Regions from separate parts of the Homo sapiens genome. Here region 2 is linked to region 1. A link is a loop called in an ENCODE intact Hi-C map of the cell type or tissue named here. Cell type or tissue: PC-9. All regions are shown on one strand.

Region 1 (8,000 bases):
CCAAGTCTCACAGTCTCACCCGAGGTCCTCAATATAATACCCGGGTATCACTGCTGGTTATTCAGGGCCCAAGGGCTGTTGAGTTAGCAGATGATGAATGCTGGCAGGATGGGGTCCTTTCCTTCAAGGCAATTAGTTTCCTTCTGGCCCAGGGTGTGTCTAGAAATGTCATATGGGAGCTAGGACCTGGAATGGGGACCTCATGTCTCTGAAAGATGCCCTATTTTGCTCTGGCTCGGATGGTATCCGTGATGCAAGACACAGTCCTCCCAACTCTTCCCTCTCCTCCCCTCCCCTGCCCTCCCCTCCCCTCCTCTCCTCTCTTCTCCTCTCCCCTCCTCAAGCAAAAGGAAGAGATCTCTTTAGGAGAGCAGCCTGGGCTTCAGAGAGGGGTGGTGCCAGCACTCCCTTAGCTGTCCAGCTGGTGTCTCAGTATATGACGTGCTCCCCACCCCTCACACAGACAACTGTCTCTGGGCCTAACTCAGCACTAGGACACATCAAAGAGTAGCAATCCTTATGGTCTAAACTGCCTTTCAAGTTTACTTGGAAACACACGGTGCTGTAGCCCTTGGTGACAGAGTTTGCAGGTGCTCAAGTTAGGACCACTGGAATTGGTGATTTCCCTCTGGCTAGGGTTGTTTTAAATCTTCCCTTCATGAGTAAGCATCAGTCGAGTGTGGTCTGGTTTTTCTTTCTGATATTACAGGGCAGCACTGAGTTCATTGCCTCACAACTGCTGTCTTCTCATTCCCCCAGTGTGTCCGAAATTGGTGGGTTCTTGGTCTCACTGACTTCAAGAAAGAAGCCGTGGACTCTTGCGGTGAGTGTTACAGTTCTTAAACATGGTATGTCCGGAGTTTGTTCCTTTTGATGTTTGGACGTGTTCAGAGTTTCTTTCTTCTGGTGGATTTGTGGTCTCGCTGGCTTCAGGAATGAAGCTGCAGACCTTCACGGTGAGTGTTACAGCTGTTAAGGCAGTGCATCTGGAGTTGTTTGTTCTTCCCATCTGGAGTTGTTCATTCCTCCCATCTGGAGTTGTTCATTCCTCCTGGTGGGTTCATGGTCTCGCTGGCCTCAGGAGTGAAGCTGCAGAGCTTCCAGTGAGTGTTACAGCTCATAAAGGCAGTGCAGACCCAAAGAATGAGCAGCAGCAAGATTTACTGCAAAGAGCAAAAGAACAAAGCTTCCATTGTGTGGAAGGGGACCCGACCTGGTTGTCACTGCTGGCTCAGGCAGCCTGCTTTTATTCCCTTATCTGGCCCCACCCACATCCTGCTGATTGGTTCATTTTACAGAGAGCTGACATCTGTTTTACAGAGAGCTGATTGGTCCATTTTGACAGGGTGCTGACTGGTGCGTTTACAATCCCTGAGCTAGACACAAAAGTTCTCCAAGTCCCCACTAGATTAGCTAGACACAGAGCACTGATTGGTGCATTTACAAATCTTGAGCTAGACACAGAGTGCTGATTGGTGTATTTGCAATCCCTTAGCTAGACATAAAGGTTCTCCAAGTCCCCACTAGATTAGCTAGACACAGAGCACTGATTGGTGCATTCACAAACCTTGAGCTAGACACAGGGTGCTGATTGGTGTGTTAACAAACCTTTAGCTAGACACAGAGTGCTGATTGGTGTATTTACAATCCCTTAGCTAGACATAAACATTCTCCAAGTCTCCACTAGATTAGCTAGACACAGAGCACTGATTGGTGCATTTACAAACCTTGAGCTAGACACAGGGTGCTGATTGGTGCATTTACAAACCTTGAGCTAGACACAGAGTGCTGATTGGTGTATTTACAATCCCTTAGCTGGACATAAAGGTTCTCCAAGTCCCCACTAGACTCAGGAGCCCAGCTGGCTTCACCTAGTGGATCCTGCACCCGGGCCACAGGCAGAGCTGCCCGCCAGTCCCGCGCCATGCACCTGCACTCCTCAGCCCTTGGGTGGTCAATGGGACCAGGTGCCGTGGAGCAGGGAGCGACGCTCATCGGGGAGGCTCAGGCCGCACAGGAGCACACCCGTGGGGGGCGGGGTGGGGGGCAGTGTGAGACTCAGGCATGGCAGGCTGCAGGTCCCGAGCCCTGCCCCGCCGGGAGGCAGCTGAGGCCCAGCGAGAATTCGAGCACAACCCCGGCGGGCTGGCACTGCTGGGGGACCTGGTGCACCCTCCGCAGCTGCTGGCCTGGGTGCTAAGCTCCTCAGTGCTCTGGGCTGGCGCTGCCGGCCAGCCGCTCCCAGTGGGGGGCCTGTGGAGTCCACGCCTACCCGGAACTGGTGGTGGCCCACCAGCGCCCTGCGCAGAGCCAGTTCCTGCCTGCGCATCTCCCTCCACACTTCCCCACAAGCAGAGGGAGCCAGCCCCGGCCTCGGCCAGCCCAGAGAGGGGCTCCCACAGTGCAGTGGCAGGCTGAAGGGGTCCTCAAGTGCTGCCAGAGTGGGCACTGAGGCCGAGGAGGTGCCGGGAGCCAGCGAGGGCTGCGAGGGCTGCCAGCATGGTGTCACCTCTCACCGGCACCCCAGCACCTCTCTGCACCATGCTGCTGCTGCCAGGGTTGAGGGAGAGGTGATGTCAGAGATTCAGGACTTTTTAAGAAAATATCTTCAGTACCTTTTTCAATGGTATAAAGATAAAACCAGGTACTATAAGTGCTCACCTGATTTTTGGTTCTTGAAAAGGTGTTTTCCTGTGTAGATAGTTGTTAACTTGGTGTCTTTGTGTGGAGGATGATTGGTGGAGCTTCTATTCGCCATCTTGCTCCACCCTCTCCTGACTTTTCAGTAAGAGCCATTCTGACTGGTATGTGGTGACATCTCATTGTGGTTCTGATTTGCATTTCTCTGATGATTATTGATGATGAGCATTTTTCATGTGTTTGTTGTTTCTGTTGTTTCATATGTATGTCTTCTTTTGAAAAGTGTCTGTCCATGTCCTTTGCCCATTTTTTTAGTGAGATTATTTGGTTTTTGTTTGTTGTATCGTTTAAGTTGAAGTAATACCAAGCACACTCTCAGACCACAACACAATAAAAATAGAAATAAGTATCAAGAAGATCTCTCAAAAGTACACAAATACAGAGAAATTAAACAACTTGTTCCAGAGTCACTTCTGGATAAACATCAAAATTAAGGCAGAAATCAAAAAATTTATCAAAATTAATGAAAATAAGGACAAAACTTACTGAAATCTCTTGTATGCAGCTAAAACAGTGTTAAGAGGAAAGTTTGTATCTCTAAATGTCTTCATCAGAAAGTTAGAAAGATCTCAAATTAGTAATTTAACTTTGTACCTAAAGGTACCAGAAAAAAAGAATAAACCAACCCCAATATTTTTGCTTTTTAAGTGTATTTCAGTTTAATTGATCTCTTTACTCATTAGCATAAAATTTTTAAATACAATAATACCAAATTTATTTGAGGTTTTGGAACAGTTGTTTTTCTGTAATGTGTTGTATGTGTCTTTGCTTGTTAGTGTGTGCACACTTTCTCTCTCTCTTTCACTCTTTCTCTTCCTCTTTCTTCTCATTCTCTCTTTAGAATTTTCTTAAAACTTGATCTATTGTGTGTTATAATATAACTATATTTGGGGTAACTTACATATTTCAAGCCTCTAATAGTAAAGAAAATATTAATGTTGAGTAAGACTGGATCATCACACTGTTTGTGATGACAGTTTTGTATATGCCTGGAGGTTGTTTAATGGTAGAACTAGAAAAACACTCCTGCCCAAGGCTACCTGCTAGTGGGAGTCTCCATCACAGGTGGAGCAAGCTCTATGTTTTCTTAAGAGCTGGTTCCACCACCAGGAAACCTAGACTCTTAAATAGGCTCAAGCTCACTTTTGAACCGCACAAAGATCTCACATCTTTGCAAAGGGAAAAGGAACATGTTCTGCCTTTTTCCTCACTGTAGCTGAAGTCGCAGAAAAATTGGGACTCATTTTTCTTCCCTGGATGTCAAATGGTGAGATTTCTTTAGTTAACTTAGTTTCAAAATTTATAATTGACACACAATTGTATGTATTTATGGAGTAAATTGTGAACTTTCAATGCATGTATAAATAGTACAATGATCAAACTGGGGTAATTATCATACCCATCACTTTAAAGATTTACCAATGCTTTGTGGTGACAATATTCAAAATCTCTTCTAGCTGTCTTAAAATATACACTACATTATTATTTGCTGTAGTCACCCTGTTGTGTTATAAAACACCAAAACTTATTATTTCTGTTTAACTGTAACTTTGCACCCAATGACCAACCTCTCCTGGTACTCCCTGCCTATCTCCACTAACCTCCTTAGCCTCTGGCTGGTGAACAAAAGAGAAAAGAAGTATATTTATTTTTGTCTTTACATTTATATTGGAAAGTAGAATAATTAAATTATATAAATCTCCTTAATACGGCAAATTAAGTATTTTAGAATAAAAAATATATTTGATATTGAAATAATTGATAATTAGTCAAAGTTCTTAATTATGGTTTCTGCTATGTATCATTCTTCATTTTCAATATTTTCTCCAGATATCATAGAAGTAAAATGAAATATGAAGAATAGTTAGACATACATGCATACACATAAGGAAATACATATATATTATGTCTACATAGAGTTTCTACCTAAGAAAAAATTAAAACAAATTGTGGTGTGCGAAGTGAGATCTAGTGTTATCAAATGTTCACACTATTTGCAATGCTAAACTGAAGGTCTGCCACTAGAGGGCAGTGTTTGACTAATAATTAAAAGTTATAACTAATGCCTTATAGACAAAATAGATACTTGACCAACAGTTCACATAAAATTATCCTATCAGTAAATAACAACTTCACCTCTGATCTTACTTAATTTTCCATTTGCCTTTGTGGTTTTGTTTGATGCCTATAACTTTTAGTGATCCAAAGATCTGCTTCCCATGAAATCCCTATGAGATCATTATTTTGTTTAGGTAGCCTTAGAAGCCTTCTTTTCTCTAAATCGGCTGCATTCTCTGACTTGATACTCCTTGACCTGGCATTCACTTATGTTTAATCAAGAAATAATGCCTCAAGTCATCACTATTAGCTCTATACTTAGAGGTTTTCAGATAGATCAATAGAGAGATGATAGAGATAGATATAGAGATGATAGAGATAGAGATGATAGAAATATAAATGGGATATAGTCTCTCTTCTTAAGAGCTTAAATGACAGTGTGCCTGTTACTGACCACTAACCACTTAGGACCTCCTGTGTTGTTCTACAAATCCTGCCCCAGTCTTACTATATTGTCTATTTCTCTCACATTCAGCCTATTATTTCCTAAGTTTATACTTTATTTATTGCTGGGAAATTGGTGTGCTTACATATGATTTTAATAATACAAGCCGAACTGGAAATAATGTAACAGCTGATCTTTTTTATTTTTATATTTTATTTTATTTTATTTTGAGACGGAGTCTCGCTCTGTCGCCCAGGCTGGAGTGCAGTGGCGCGATCTTGGCTCACTGCAAGCTCCGCCTCCCAGGTTCACACCATTCTCCTGCCTCAGCCTCCCCAGTAGCTGGGACTACAGTCGCCCGCCACCACACCCGGCTAATTTTTTGTATTTTTAGTAGAGACGGGGTTTCAGCGTGTTAGCCATGATGGTCTCGATCTCCTGACCTCGTGATCCCCGCCTCCGCCTCCCAAAGTGCTGCGATTACAGGCGTGAGCCACCGCGCCCGGGGCTGATCTTTTTTTAAATGCACTTTTAAATTAGAATTTATTCCTGGAGACGGTTAATGATAATATCTGTTTAATATTTGCTTTTAAATTTTATTTGTCCATTTCTCATTAGCTAATATTTATGAATATTTCCCATATGGCTAGCACTGTAAGTGTAGGTTAATTCTAATTTTAAACCTATGACATAGATGCTGCAATTATTTCCAATTTAGAGCTGAAATTGAGGCTGAGGATATTCTTAATCATTTACCCTTATGAAACATGAAGATCTAGGCTGTGGTATATTTGAGATCAACATGCAAGTGGCATATGGTGTAAGTGGCAGAACTTGTTTTCTTGATGCTAGAGTTGGTAATACCTCCTCTCAGGTTTTCTATAGGCAGCAATTTTTAAGTAACCTGATTGGGCACACAGTTTTAAATGATCTAATTTAAAGCCCTTGGTGACTCCTGAACTATTGGGTAGATGTTATTAAGTTTATTATTAAAGTCCTATCTGTATATTTTTATGCTCACAAGATCAATTAATCTGTTATATTAATGAATTATATAATAAACTCATTGCTAGGATCTGAGAGTACAAAAATTGACAATATTGACTCCTCAAAGAGTTTTAATGATACATGGAAACAGTATATAGAGGTTTTAAAAATAATCTTAACTAGCGATAAAATGGGATAAGTCACACATATCAAATATTTTATGTACACAACGTTTTGATTCCAAAAGAAGTAGTTGTGCTGAGCAAACATGTTGCTCTCCACCTAGAAGTCAAAAAGTCACATGAAATAGTCCTCTGCTTCTGATGACAGAAAGAGAGTAAAAGCTCTGTAAGTATATCTGGCCATGGATATGAGCAGTGGCCATAGTGGTGATGACTCCAATAGTCTGGGGTGCATTTGAAACCAAACTGAGCTCTCTAGCCTTTCTTATGACAAACATCAGATTGGGGACATGGCTCAGTCCAGCCATACTTACTAGTTTACAGAAGGAACAGCAAGATGATATAACAGCAAGTCAAGTACATTGGGCCACATTCCTACAGGTCGGAGAGTTTGGAATATATGAAACTCTGACTGCTTGGAATCTAGACTAACATATAAGCCACACAGAAAGACCTGGTAATTTCAGGTTCCCTTAGTAGGTGATCACAGAAGATTTTTGGGTTTCCAGACTGGAATGAGCTTCCAGACAGGCAGAGGGGCCCCATTCTAGACTGCCGGTGGCTGAAGTACCCTTTACTCATATGTCCCTGGATGACTCTTTCTGCATTTTTTTCAAAGACAAGAGGCTTATTTTAATGTCCCCATAATGAAGCCAAATCTGAGGATATTATTAAGCTTTTTATAGATGAGTAAAACTTTCAACTTTGAATGTATTTTAAGTTATTTTAAAAATCAGTGGTTTTCTGTTTGAGACATAATTCTCATAAAAATGAAAATAAATAAGCAGATTTCAATGAATGGCTGACAAATGAAAAGCAACACTTTGTTTTAAATATTGATACTCAGGAGTTGAAATTAGGGAAAACAATGGTTCAATTTTAATGTGAATAACAATCCGTTTAGCCCAAGTGAAGAAGAAAGAAGCAGACTGTGAGCAATAACTTTCTTGGCATTTAAGATGGATATATGCACTTTTTGGCATCTGATGAAAATTGCATGTCTAATTCAAAGTTATTTCATTTTTCTTAGCAGAAAACATAGGACTCAGATTCAAATATATTGTCCTAATGTTTAGACAGTGTTTGGTTTGTCTTTCTGAAAGCATACATATTCTTTTTGTTCCCTGAAAATTACCTCAATGCATCACAGAACAGAAATAGAAAGGATCTCTACTTGGTATCTCAACGGTTTCCTTTGTAGTAAAGCACTGTCAAAAGACCACAGGTGAGAACCTGGATCCCACACTAGCTAGAATTCATTCAGCAGGGAAGCAGCATGCTAAGACTAATCAAAAGAAGTCTTCAGTGGCTATACAGACATCAGGCAAAGTAAATTTTAGGAAAAAAAATATTATCTGAGAGACAGTGGATCATTTTACAAGGATAAAGGCATCAATCCATCAAGAAAGCATAACAATATTATACTTTGATGTACTAGTAACAGAGTTTCAAAGTGCATGAAGCAAAGACTGATATGAAGCAATGACAGGAGAAATCAATTAATGCAAAAATAATATTCAGAGTTTTCAACATCTCTTTCTCAATAATTGATATAATAATTAGATAAAAATTAGTAAAATATAAAAATACTGGAAGAAAACTATTAACTAAGCTCAAAGTTCAATCAG
Region 2 (8,000 bases), 800 kb after region 1:
TTAAAATTTCTCTAATGGTAAAGGATCTGAAAATACAAGAGGAACTAAGAATTGCTCACATGCATCTGAAAGAGCAGCAGGAAACTATTGACAAACTCAGAGGAATTGTTTCTGAGAAGACAGATAAACTATCAAATATGCAAAAAGATTTAGAAAATTCAAATGCTAAATTACAAGAAAAGGTATTTTTATGGGGGGATTGTTTGATTGGATATCTAATTTGTTTGTGCCTAAAATTGTTGGGGATATAAAATGGTTCAACCACACTGGAAAACACCTTGGCAGTATTTACTAATGCTGGATGTAGCCTGCCTGAGGCCCAACATTTCCACTTCTTGGGTATGTACATAAGAGAAAAGAGTACGTACATACTTCTATAAAAAGACACAAGAATGTTTATAGCAGCCTTATTCAAAATAACAAAAAACTGAAAACTCAAATGTCTATCAGCAGGAAAATGGATACATACATTGTGATATATAGGTTCAAAAGCAGGCAAAACTGAACCAGGATGATAAAGGTCAGAATAGTGGCTGTCTCTAGGAAGGAGCACACAGAAACTTTATGAAGTGCTAGAAATATTCTCTGTTTTAATCTGGGTTGTAGTTTCATAGATTTACACCTGTGTCAAGAATAATTAAGTTATACATTGAAGATGAGCATGCTTTATATATATTATACCTCAAAAGAAAGTAAAATTCTGTGTGGAATTGTGCAGGATATCAGTGAGAGTAACATGGGTAGACAGTTGTCTTAATCAATTTAGAAACTATTATTTATCTGTCCCTAAAAAGCCACCTAACATATTATTTTATGATTATCTTAAGATTCAAGAACTTAAGGCAAATGAACATCAACTTATTACGTTAAAAAAAGATGTCAATGAGACACAGAAAAAAGTGTCTGAAATGGAGCAACTAAAGAAACAAATAAAAGACCAAAGCTTAACTCTGAGTAAATTAGAAATAGAGAATTTAAATTTGGCTCAGAAACTTCATGAAAACCTTGAAGAAATGAAATCTGTAATGAAAGAAAGAGATAATCTAAGAAGAGTAGAGGAGACACTCAAACTGGAGAGAGACCAACTCAAGGAAAGCCTGCAAGAAACCAAAGCTAGAGTGAGTTGTGTTCTCTCTTTACCCTACCATTATATTCACATATTTGGGCAAAAATACAGTGTTCACTGCAGCGTTGTGTCTGGTGACTAAAACCTAGAAATAATCTAAGTGTCCACCAATAATAAGGCACTATCTGTATAATGGAAAACTAAGCATAAGAATGGGGTATTCTTTTTGTGATATTGATTTAGAAAGATGTCCAAGTGGTATGAAAGGAGAAGGCTATGGGTGAGGCTACCAGCAGAAAATTTTACTTTACTCTTCTAATTTAGGAGGTTGTATAATGGTTGTTTTTAACTGTGAGTGTATAATTTTTAAGATTTTGTTTAAACTCAATCATTAAGTAAAGGTAACGTGCCTTTATATCATTACATTTCTTGATTTCTTCTAACCATAAAGGATCTGGAAATACAACAGGAACTAAAAACTGCTCGTATGCTATCAAAAGAACACAAAGAAACTGTTGATAAACTTAGAGAAAAAATTTCAGAAAAGACAATTCAAATTTCAGACATTCAAAAGGATTTAGATAAATCAAAAGATGAATTACAGAAAAAGGTATGTGTTGTTTTGTTCTTCTTTTGGAAGTAACTGTGCCCAAAATTATTTGTGGAATTAAAAAGATATAGATACAGATATGTAGATAGATATGTGCATATAGAACACAAGTAGACACTATTTGCCTTCCTTGAAGAAACTGCTTACATTCTAACTTGTTTTACAATTATCTCAAGATCCAAGAACTTCAGAAAAAAGAACTTCAACTGCTTAGAGTGAAAGAAGATGTCAATATGAGTCATAAAAAAATTAATGAAATGGAACAGTTGAAGAAGCAATTTGAGGCCCAAAACTTATCTATGCAAAGTGTGAGAATGGATAACTTCCAGTTGACTAAGAAACTTCATGAAAGCCTTGAAGAAATAAGAATTGTAGCTAAAGAAAGAGATGAGCTAAGGAGGATAAAAGAATCTCTCAAAATGGAAAGGGACCAATTCATAGCAACCTTAAGGGAAATGATAGCTAGAGTGAGTTCAGAGTCTTCCTTTGTGTAGTAACTATTAATAAGAATTAAGCTTTTTTGAAAAGAATTACAATGTTTTTATTTCTTTCTCTGGAAATTCCTATGAACAGTAAAGGACAGTGGGAAATGGTTACTCTAATTTTTACACAATAGAAAACAGTTTTAAAAGAAGCAAAAATATTTTCAGAAAATAACATTTAATTCTTTATTTTTATAAACTGTGTTAAAGCAGTCTATTTCCCTTAATATAACATTTTAAAGTTTTTTTTAATCAAGAGATAGCATTATTCTAAATGGAGAAATATTTGAAGGATTAGATTTGTAAGAGAGCAAATATTCCCATTTCTCTACCTATACATGCTGGAGTTCTAGAGTTGGGCTCTTATTGGTGAAGTTAAAAGGAAAAAAGGGAAGATAAATATAAAAATTAAGTTCCTCTGGTATGACTATTTATAGATATTCAGAATCATATATCTTAAAATATCTAATTAAATCCTCTTTTTGAAAGTAACAGAGTTCAGACAAGTTTATTAAAATCTGTAAAAATCTTTTTTATTCTCATATTTCTTTATGTGGGCCTGAACTAAATTTATAGAGAGATTTAATTCATTCATCAAATATTCTTCTAGGTACTGTAGTGAACAAGATAAGTGGGAGAAAATGTTTTTGTTTCACTTTATACTTTTTAATCAGAAATGCAAAATGTACACAGGATATGAACTTTTCCAAGGTGCTGGGAAGAATATATGACTAGGGTTTGAAACACCATAGACAGTACAGGTGGTTTTGCCAGTATATTTGGTTGGCGCCAATAAAGTGCATTAGGATAAAAGCAAGTGCCACTGTTAAAACTACAAGTGAATAATGCAGAGATTTGGAAGAGTAGGAATCAGAAATTAAAATCTAATTTATTTGTTTTCCTGGTTGTTTATTTATTTATTTATTTATTTTTATAGAGACAGGGTCTCACTATGTTGCTGAGGCTGGTTTTGAGCTCCTGAGCTCAAGTGATCCTCCTGCCTCGATCTCCTAAAGTGCTAGGATTACAGGCGTGAGCTACCATGCCTGGCCCTAAAACCTAATTTGTAGCTATGAAAAACAAATCCTGTCTCCAAAAATTAGATGATTTTTCTACTTTTTTACCAATGAGTTAAGGTCACTCCCTATAAAACTTACTGATACTATTATTCATTTTCTGATCATTTTAACATTGCTTTTGAGTGACAAGTATAATATTTAATTCCATTATTGAAATGTCATGTAATTTAGAAGTGTGCGATTAGACATTATATGTGAATATAGTCATGACAAAAGCCCTGTTTATTTTCTTTTTACCAAAGCAGGACCGACAGAACCACCAAGTAAAACCTGAAAAAAGGTTACTAAGTGATGGACAACAGCACCTTACGGAAAGCCTGAGAGAAAAGTGCTCTAGAATAAAAGTAAGTACCCCCTGTTAAAACTACAAATGATTATTGGTTGTCTTCCAAAGGCTTACCGAAACCTGAAGTGGGATTGAAGGAACCTCTGGAATAAATAGATAGTGCTCAGTATTTTTCTAAACATTGTAATCTAGTACAGGTGTGTGGGTATAATGCATATATACACACATACACAAACAACAATGGGAGCTTGTGAATTTAAGTCCTCACCAGAAAAGTGATACTTGAGCAAATACCTGAACGAGGTAAAGGGTCAGGCCATACAGATGTCTGAAAAGACCATTATAGGCAAAGGGAACAGCGAGTACAAAGTTCCTGAGGCAGAAGACTCTGTGGTGGTTCAAGGAATATCGAAAAGAGGGCAAGCTGCTAATGAATGAGATCAGAGAGTTAGCAGGGAAGAGGCAAGCTGTGGGACATGAAAAAAGACTGAGTTTTATTAAGTGAGGTGGAGATCCATTGGGGAATTTTTACCGCAAGAGAAACATAATCTGACTTAACATTTTAAAGGGATGACTCTTAATTGTTATATTGAAAATAGAGTGGAAGCAGGAAGACCATTATAAAGACTGATTTCAATCACCCAGGCAGAGATCATCCTGGCCTGGCCCAGAGAGGGAGCAATAGAGGTAGTGAGAAGTGTTGAGATTCTGAATATACATTGAAGGGAAAGCCAACAGGATTTACAGTCACACCTGTTGGAATGCAAGATCTCTAAGGACATTTTTGTTTTGTTTATGACTACATCATTTAGCACATTCCTGACATAAGTCAGTGTTCAATATGCTGCTGTATACCGTAGTTGATTCATCCTAAAACCAAAAACAGGAATCCCCTCTCCAACATTCCAGATTGATTAACATCTAGCTTTTCTTAAATTATTAAAAATAAAGGGCTCATTCTTGTGAGAACGCCCTTGTTTTATTGTTTAGCAGCCTGAACTAAACATGTTACCTACTACATGATTACAGTAACTTGAATTTTACATGTTTCTCTACCTGTGCTCTGACCAGTGTGTCACCTGCATAGCCTCAAGTCACTTGAGTCTATGGGTCCAGATTTATTGCATGTCTACTGTATGCCAGGTACCATACTGGGTGCTTTACCTCATGATATAGGCTTTATTGCTCCATTCATAAACAAGGAAACTGCCTTCCTCAGAAAGGAAGTTTAGCAGTTGCCCAAGGTTACACAGCTAGTAAATTGTTAGAATCAGAATTTTAAACTAAGTCAGACTTGTATCTGACTTAGTTCAAAACTTGGGTATAGAAACATGTTTATAAACATAATTTTGTCTCCTTCAAGTTAAATGACTGTGTCTGTTTTATAGATTACATAGGTATATAGGTATAGATCATATATTTTACTTGACCCCAGAAAACTTTGTGGTAATTATTGTAGTCTTCCTGTTGTTGTGAAAATGGCTCAGTGACTTCCCCAGTCAAGAAGTGGCAGAGCTGGAACCTGAACTCTACCTCTGATAAAGGGTTAGAAAACAGATTGTAGGCAGATAGTAGGATTGTGTGAAGTATCTGTACCAAGCTGACAAATAGGTGGTTTGATTCTTAATCACTTGTTTTATCTGCTAACTCAGACTGCCTACTATAAACATAAACCAGCACTCAACCATGAACTACAATACATACTTAATTGAATTTACTCAAATTTCTCATCAGACTTTGTCAATGTTGATTCATATCATGGATATTCAAAAAACTAAAAGAAAATGCATCAAAATGTTAAGAATGGTTGGTCCTGGCTTTCTTTGTTATATTTGCTTAAATTTTTTAAATTGCCATAATAATTATCTATTATTTCTGTTATCCAAAATGACAACAAGAGTTTCCTTTTGTTTTTAGACACAAAGGTCTTTATTTCTCTCCTACAGAAAATGTTAAAGCATAAGTTTTGTTACAATTCTAGAGTTGTAACTACTTATTGTGATATTAGAATGAATTGTTATAAATTGAGTGAATTCTCATTTCCTTTAGGAGCTTTTGAAGAGATACTCAGAGATGGATGATCATTATGAGTGCTTGAATAGATTGTCTCTTGACTTGGAGAAGGAAATTGAATTCCAAAAAGAGCTTTCAATGAGAGTTAAAGCAAACCTCTCACTTCCCTATTTACAAACCAAACACATTGAAAAACTTTTTACTGCAAACCAGAGATGCTCCATGGAATTCCACAGAATCATGAAGAAACTGAAGGTACCATCTTTTTTAGTAATATCCTTTTAAATATTTCAGTTATAAACATCAATGTATTTAAGTCCTGCTTCAGGTGCCGGCATATTTGCTATTTAGTATTCTTACTACCAAATTAAAGATTATGTGGGTCTGAGCATAGTAATATGTAGGATATCAGCAACACCTGAACTCTGCCTGTGGGCCTAGACATTATGTCAGGATGTTCAGGAGGCAGATGTGAGTTAACATCTCAAAGATCTCATAGTCTGGGGTGAGACAGACATATAAACAAGTATTAAGTGCAATGATAGAAGTGTATGCAAGTTATATGACGTACTAAATAAAATTACAGAAGATGAAACTGTAGTAGAAGCCAGACTCAATAACAAAGCTTGGAGTTCTTTTTGTAGATGGGGAATCATTAGACTATTGTTTTAAGTGGTGGTGGTAACAGGATCTGATTACCACTTAGGTACTAAACTAAAGAATACAGAAGAAATGAGTTTGAGGGAGATAAGCCTAGTAGCAGAAAGCAATAAGAGGCAGTTACAGTGGTCCAGATGAGATATTATATGTGACTGTACTACTAGGGAGGGTTTCACAGGGCTGGAGAGGACAAACGAGATTAAAGAAATATTTAGCAGCTTAAAATAGTAGGTCGAAATAATTGATAGTGGACATAAGGGAGAGAAGTTTAGATGGAGTTCTTGGATTTGGGCTTAGTCAGGTTTGTCGATAGTGGTACCATTAACTGAGATTCAAAAATAAAAAAGAAAGAGAAACAAGGTAGATGAGGCAGGAGATTGTTTAATTTGAGATGTTTGGGGGCTGAAATACCTATGATGGAACATCCAAGAAGAGAAACCAAGTAGACATTTAGATTTGAGTTTGAGGTTTGGCAGGAGAAAAATAAGAACTAACATTTGAGACTGATCAGCATATAGGTGATAGATAATACATTTGTAAGATCATCCAGAAAGCATAATGAAGACTAAGAGCCTTGGGATAAAAACAGAACTCTGGAAAAGATAAATGTCTAAGAGGCAGTAGCAGAAAAGGGAGCAACACATGGGTTCAAGGTTGGAAAAGTCAAAGATACAGGAGAGAAACTAGCAAAAGTACTGCTACCCAAATCAGTGGAGAAGAGTATGTCAAAGATGAAGTTATGAGTGGCAAATACTTCAGAGAGTCAGAATATGGACTGAAGATATTCTCTCAATGTGGTGATAATAGAACTCATTAGTGATCATTGTCAGAGAACAGTTTCAACTGGGTAGTTAAGGAAGAGACCAGATTATAAGAGGTTAAGGAATGGTGGAAGTTGAGGAATAAGTAAGCTGGTATCTGCCCTACCTGGGTAGATTGCCCTTCGGGCCCTGGTAATTCTTCCACAAATCCTGGTAATCAGACATCTAGAATTATTCATGAAGTCCATGAGACATTTGGCATTGAAATTATTGTCTCTTGAAGCCAAATATCTAAATATGCTTGACAAGGAAGTCTTTTTTTTTTTTTTTTTTTTTTTTGAGACGGAGTCTTGCTCTGTTGCCCAGGCTGGAGTGCAGTGGTGTGATGATCTCGGCTCACTGCAAGCTCCGCCTCCCGGGTTCACGCCATTCTCCTGCCACAGCCTCCAAGTAGCTGGGACTACAGGCGCCTGCCACCACGCCCAGCTAATTTTTTGTATTTTTAGTAGAGACAGGGTTTCACTGTGTTAGCCAGGATGGTCTCGAACTCCTGACCTTGTGATCTGCCCACGTCAGCCTCCCAAAGTGCTGGGATTACAGGCATGAGCCACCATGTCCGGCCGACAAGGAAGTCTTGAGGCATGTAACTTCATCTTTTTGGTTACCCAATCAGCGTTGGCAGGAGAGGATGTTGAAAATGAGTCTCATGAGTTTAACTGGGAAACCTGGGTGATTGGTAATGTAATTAGCCAAAAACTGGGCAATAGAAAAAGGAGGACTTGTAGAGAAAGGGATCATGTTACGTTTTAAACATGTTGAATTTGAAGTACTTGTAAGACATCCAAGAAGTATATCTGGTAAGAAGTCAGAAATAAGGAATTATAGGTCTGGGAGTTAGTTATTCTCCTAAGATACTAAGAGGAAAAACTGGGGATAGAGAGAAGCTCTTTCCCTTTTCCTCACTTGTGAGAGGATATAGGTAAATAAGAGATGTCATCCTACCTCATAGTCTCAAGGATGAAAACTTTCTCTACATGTGACAA

Evidence for each region. A loop is a pair of places that touch in the nucleus more often than their neighbours do. Peaks named below come from ENCODE experiments on the same cell type or tissue, not always from the same donor. Only the 100,000 strongest peaks of a DNase experiment are listed, where the experiment ranks them.
Region 2: it touches region 1 in a loop (6-fold over the local background); 1 of 110 quality-filtered maps calls a loop at or near these places.

Annotation. Positions count from the first base shown.
Region 1 is chr4:103,931,111-103,939,110 of GRCh38, reverse strand. No RefSeq gene overlaps it. Among named protein-coding and RNA genes, the nearest start is that of LINC02503, 26 kb to the left of the region's middle. In PC-9, a CTCF peak has its summit at 4,724 (motif pointing right); no DNase peak of the experiment used is centred here.
Region 2 is chr4:103,133,932-103,141,931 of GRCh38, reverse strand. It overlaps CENPE (centromere protein E), which reads left to right. Exons shown (of 49, transcript NM_001813.3): 35 at 24-182; 36 at 828-1,118; 37 at 1,518-1,676; 38 at 1,853-2,143; 39 at 3,483-3,581; 40 at 5,573-5,791. Among named protein-coding and RNA genes, the nearest start is that of BDH2, 38 kb to the right of the region's middle. In PC-9, a CTCF peak has its summit at 4,083; a DNase peak (open chromatin) is centred at 4,321; H3K27ac peaks cover 2,159 bases.